2 separate regions of the Homo sapiens genome follow, and region 1 is linked to region 2. Evidence: read pairs that join two places in POLR2A ChIA-PET (ENCODE). Cell type or tissue: PC-3. All regions are shown on one strand. Each heading gives the region's core, and the rest is flanking DNA. Links, peaks and the distances in the headings are about the cores only. Region 1 has its middle 170 kb from the start of LINC00862. Region 2 has its middle 6.0 kb from the start of LINC00862.

What was found. Peaks named below come from ENCODE experiments on the same cell type or tissue, not always from the same donor. Only the 100,000 strongest peaks of a DNase experiment are listed, where the experiment ranks them.
Region 1: POLR2A ChIA-PET joins it to region 2 with 14 read pairs; 2 of 35 experiments call an interaction of 5 or more read pairs at or near these places.

The regions. Positions count from the first base shown.
Region 1 is chr1:200,201,574-200,204,492 of GRCh38, forward strand. No RefSeq gene overlaps it. Among named protein-coding and RNA genes, the nearest start is that of LINC00862, 170 kb to the right of the region's middle. In PC-3, for the core only: no CTCF peak of the experiment used is centred there; no DNase peak of the experiment used is centred there.
Region 2 is chr1:200,378,350-200,381,268 of GRCh38, forward strand. No RefSeq gene overlaps it. Among named protein-coding and RNA genes, the nearest start is that of LINC00862, 6.0 kb to the left of the region's middle. RefSeq lists an enhancer at 2,423-2,472. In PC-3, for the core only: no CTCF peak of the experiment used is centred there; a DNase peak (open chromatin) is centred at 1,272; H3K4me3 peaks cover 527 bases; H3K27ac peaks cover 2,500 bases.

The DNA of each region.
Region 1 (2,919 bases), core at 288-2,787, 180 kb before region 2:
ACATCTACAATCAATTGACTTCATGTAAAGAAATTACCCTCAATCATGTGGGTGGGACTCATCAAATCAGTTGGAAGGCCTTAACAGCAAAAACGGAGGCTTCCCAGAAAAATAAGAAATTCTGCCTCAAGACTGTCATATCAACTCCTGCCTGAGCTTGTTGGCTTACCCTACACATTTTGGATTTGCCAGCTCCGAGTGCATGAGCAATTCCTTAAAATAAATCTTTTGGGGTGTGTGTGCATGCACGTGTGTGTGTGTGTGTGTGTGTGTGTGTGTGTGTGTATGAGTGTCTGTTCCTCGTGGTCACTTTCAGACCTTTACTTATTCATCCTTTTGCCAAGCCACAAAAAGACATCAAAGACAAACACCTATTCCTCCAGGGCTAGTCCTTCACCCCTGCCATGCACCTGCTTGCAGAGGAGCTGCTATCCTCTACCAGCTTCTCAGTCACTCCTCAGCTCTCAGGAAAGAAGACTCTGGCTCCTGGATCACAACCTTCTGCAGCACCACCAATGATCTACAGGTGTATTGGGTTGGTGCAAACATAATTGTGACTTTTGCCATTACTTTCAATGGGAAAAACTGCAATTATATTTGCAAGCGCATGTTTTGTTCACCAGTCCTGGTCCAACGCCAAATGCCTACTTGACTCCTTTCTTGAATGTTACCTCTTGAACACCTCAAATGCAGTTTGTTCAGATTCAATGGGCATAGTCTTCCCTCTACTCCCAGTTGTCTTCAAGGGTTCCCAAGTTCAACATATGGCACATCCACCTATTAAGTTATGAAAGCCCAAACATGGAAGCCTTTAAGCTTCCTCTCCCTCATCCCCTTATTTCTGACTCATCACCAAGTCTCATGGATTTTATTTCATAAATACCTCTCAAATATATCTAAATGGCTTCATCCCCCCACCAACAACCTAGTCTAGGCTACCATTCACTCTGACTTAGACTACTGCATTGGCCTCTCAAAATGGCGCCTTTGCTACATGGGTGCCCAGATAATCTTTTCAAAATGCAAGTCTGATCATCTTCTCTAATGAACATCCTTAACAGATTTTGCTGATAGGATAAAGTGAAAAATCCTCGCCTGTGGGGTGTGGTCTTGCCTCCTCTTCCAGCTTTATTCACAACCTGCCCTCCCTCCACTCACTCGACTTCAACACACTGGCATCTCTCAGTCCCTCAAGGTCATCCTGTGCTCCTCTCTACGTGGACTTCTCAGAACCCCCTCTTTACCTGTGTAAATCCTATTCATCCTATAGGCCTGCTAGTTCACATCCTCTAGGAAGTGGAGGCCAAGATGGATTTAGAAGTGCAGGAGAATTAGCAGGGAAAACTTCCTTGAAGGATGAAGGGGAGGGAGCTGGCATAAACCAAGAGAGCCTTTGAGCATGATGAAGGTCTGATGCTTGGGAAAGGAAAGAAGGGAGGAAAGAGGGCTGGATACAAAGAGCAGCAAACTGCTCTGAGAAAGTCTCAGCCAGGTTGATGGCTACCAGCATCCGTGTGGCCTCGGCCTGAATGTTGTGCTGGATCCCAAAGGTGCAGCAGCTGGAGGCTGCCGGCCAACTCACTTCCCTCATCAGGTCCTCTTGTGTGACACCTCCATGCCTGCCACAAGACCTCAGCTCAAACTTTGTGTGTATTTGAAAAAAAAGTTTTTCTGTGTTTAAAGTTGATTCCTTAGATTACTATAGATTATCACATCAAGATGTAGAAGCATTTTAAAGATTCTTAATACATGTTATCAAAATTCTCAATCATTGACAAAAGACTAAATTACTTTGCTCTGTCGCCCAGTCTGGAGTGCAGTGATGCGATCTCGGCTCACTGCAACCTCCGTCTCCCAGGTTCAAGAGATTCTCTTGCCTCAGCATCCCAAGTAGCTGGGACTACAGCCACCCACCACCACACCCAGCTAATTTTTGTATTTTTAGTAGAGACGGGGTTTCACCATATTGGCCAGGCTAGTCTTGAACTCTTAACCTCAGGTGATCTGCCCGCCTCAGCCTCCCAAAGTGCTGGGATTATAGGCGTGAACCACTGCACCCAGCCACTGGGCTATATTTAAAATGACAGTTAAAAGGAAGGGTGGGCTCACATTTGTTGGGATGGCTATTATCAAAAAGACAACAGGTAACAAGTGTTGGCAAGGGTGTGGAGAAAAGGGACCCTTGCATGCTGTTGGTGGGAATGTAGACTAGTGTCATTGGTGGAAATAGTGGAAAATGGTATGGATTCCTAAAGAAAGTACAAATAGAGCTACCATATGACCCAGCAATCCTACTTCAGGGCATAGTCCCAAAGGAAATGAAATCACCACCATTTCAAGGTACCTGCACTCTTGTGTTCATTGCAGCTTTATTCACAGAAGCCAAAATATGGAAACTAGCAAAATGTCCATCAATGGATGAACGAATAAGAAACTGTGGGGTATGTGTGTAATATGTGTGTATATATATGTAATATATATGTATTACATATCTATAATGGAATATTATTCAGCTTTTAAAAAGGAGATCCTGCCATTTGCCAAGTGTATGAACTTACAAAACATTATGCTAAGTGAAATAAACCAGACACAGAAGGAAAAATACCGCATAATCTCACTTATATGTGGAATCTTTTTTTAAATGTTAAGTATGCAAAAACAGATAATAAAACAGTGGTTAACTGGGGTGACTGGAGGGAGAGGGAGGAAATGGGGGAAATGTAGGTCAAAGGATACAAAATAGTACATGTGTAGGATACGGAGGTCTAGAAATCTAATGTACAACATGAGGACTATGGATGATAACATTGTATTGTATTAAATGTTTACTAAATGAATATATTTTATCTGCTCTTGTCACAAAATATAGGTAACTGTGAGATGATGGATATGCTAATTTGCTTCACTACAGTAGCCATT
Region 2 (2,919 bases), core at 207-2,706:
CACAGAATAGATTGACTTCCTTTTAACCTGCTGGGCAAGAGTGAATGCTATTTTTTTTTCTATGTTTAACATATTCATGAGGAGCAGGGATAGAGTAAGTACATTCAAGCCACAGGTAGTCAAAATAATTTTTTGCCATTGGTTTTAATTATATATGCCATGATATCTTCTGGTAGAAATGACAAACTATAAAGATAGGTTTGTGCTTCACATCCTATTCTTTTCCATTGTTGCCTGACAGAAGCCCCAATGAATAGGGAAATTACATCCTTGGCTACAAAAATGGGCATGCAATTAGAATCATCCAACGGACAAAGAACCTAAAAAATTTTAGGGATTTTGGCACTCCTGTTTCCAATATCTTTGCTTCTTAGAAGGAAAAAACTCAAGTCAAGCAATTTGCTGCAAAGCACAGACACTGTGACACATTCAGCAAGGACCAAGGTGTCCTAATTTCCCTGCAATCAGTGTTTTCTTTTTTTTTTTTTTTTTTTTTTTTTTTTTTTTTTTTTTTTTTTGAGATGGAGTCTTGCTCTGTCACCCAGGCTGGAGTGCAATGGCATGTCTCAGCTCACTGCAAGCTCCGCCTCCTGGGTTCAAGCGATTCTCCTGCCTTAGCCTCCTGAGTGGCTGGGATTACAGGTGGATGCCACAACACCTGGCTAATTTTTGTAATTTTAGTAGAGACAGGGTTTCACCATGTTACCCAGGCTGGTCTTGAACTCCCGACCTCAGGTGATCCGCCTGCCTCAGCCTCCCAAAAGTGCTGGGATTACAGGCATGAGCCACTGCACCCGGCCCAGTGTGTTTTCTTCGGAAACCAATGATTATCCTCCAATTGGTCTGGAAGAGAGAGAGAATCTCCACAGAAAACCTGCATATAACTCTTCTGGCACTGTTCACAGTTAAGAATTGCAAATTACTTTACAAAATTACTTCTCTCAAAATACCCAGACACCTGGCCACAGACTGCCAACCTAATACTAAAATAGGCACCTTGATCAGCTCACGCTGTGACTTTAACCATTCAGCTGCATTTGACCACAGCGACAGATATCTTTGCCAAAAGAAATATGAAAAACTCTGGGAGCTGATTGCAAAATTGGGATTGGTCCAAACTTTTCCAAAGTGATGGCTCTGTTGTCTGGAATGTCTCACAGCCAGGACATTTTTCTCAACACGTCAGCTCTATATAATGAAAGCAATAAGAAGAAAATCAGATGTGCACAGAGCTTTTCTCTCTCTGCCTAATATGGGAATAATAATTAACTGTCCAAAAATGTAAGCACTGGCTCATGGCTGATGATTCACCTTTAAAGTTGTGCAAAGAAAAAGGCCAAACCTTTTGCAAAGCATGTATCAGTCATAAAAATGTCTACTTCCTTTGACACAGTAATCTTATTGCTGGAAACTGATCCTAAGAAATGATCCAAAAGAAAAGATGTTCACTACAAAATATGAATCAACCTAAATGCCCAATAATCAGAAAAATGTTAGCTATAGTACATGTTTCTAATGAAATACTATATTATCATTAAAAATAAATTATGAAGACTGTCACAATATACAGAAAATAGAGGATGATATTAAATTGAAAAGCAGAATACAGATGATATATGTGCATTATGAATATAACCATGTTCAAATATATTTGCACAGAGGAAAAATGGAATAGCAGTATTATGGGTGTTTTTTCTCTTTTTAACATTTTGTAATGTTGATCTACTGTTTTATATGTAGAGAGAGAAAGGGTCTCACTCTGTTGCCCTGGCTGGAGTGCAGTGGTGCAATTATAGTTCATTGCAGTCTCGAACACCTGGGCTCAAGCAATTCTCTCACCTCAGCCTCCTCAGTAGCTAGGACTACAGGTGCCAGCCATTGTGCCAGGCTTGTTTTAATCTTTTTTTAAGTTATGTACAATATTTCATATTCCTTTCTATACAATAAACCAGCACATAAATAATTTTTAAATTATCTAAAATAGCTAGCTCATTTCAAATATTTGTCCTTTAAAAATTATGAGCAGGACACTTGCCCAACATTTGACAACCAGCAGAATATCCATGCCAGTTTTGCTTCAACCCCTCTGACCACTCCAAAGTCAACATAGATTCACCTAAGCCCAGAATATAGTCGGATCAGAAAGGCACATGGCTCTGCCCCTGAAAAACTCCTGGCTCAGGCCCTCCCCTAAAGAAACCAGCCAGGTGGTTCCATGGGGATCTGGGTCCCGAGCCTCTACTACTATTTCCAGGGAAGACCTGGTTTGTGAAAACCTCTGGGTCTACTTCCTGCAGCCACCCTTGTGCTCTGGAAGGCAAGTAAGCCATTTCAATATGGACTTTGGATCCTGGACCCAAAGGTAGAAAAATACACAGCTATGAGGCCTTTGTTTTGATGTTTGTTTCTCAAAAATGGATTTTTTCACACCCAGTACATGTGGGGAGCAGCTGTTTTGTAGACAACCCTACAGATCTCCACAGAAAGATGAAGAGGTGGGGGCTGCCCCACTTGCTTCTGGTCTGCTACCAAGAAGAGTTAATCATCTCCCCAAATAGTGCAGGGAATGAGTTTTAACCTTGAATATACAGGCTTTGCGCTCACAGATACTGGTCATTAATGTTTATGCATGAAAGGTGACAGTTTTTGTTTGGTATACAGAGCATTGAAAAGGAAAAAGGAACTACTAATTTCTACAGGTTTCATTGTCTTGAGATCAAATATTCATAGCAACTCAGAAATCTGTCTAGAGAAATGTAGCTATTGCTAAGCTAATGCTTAGTAAACTCAAATAGACCCCATTTTATTACTGATATATATGAATTATATTGTTTCAAATGCATGCTTTTATCAATAATTCTTCAAAGGAAAAATTTTTAATTTTACAGAATCTTTTTTTTTAATCTATCAAGCTTTTTC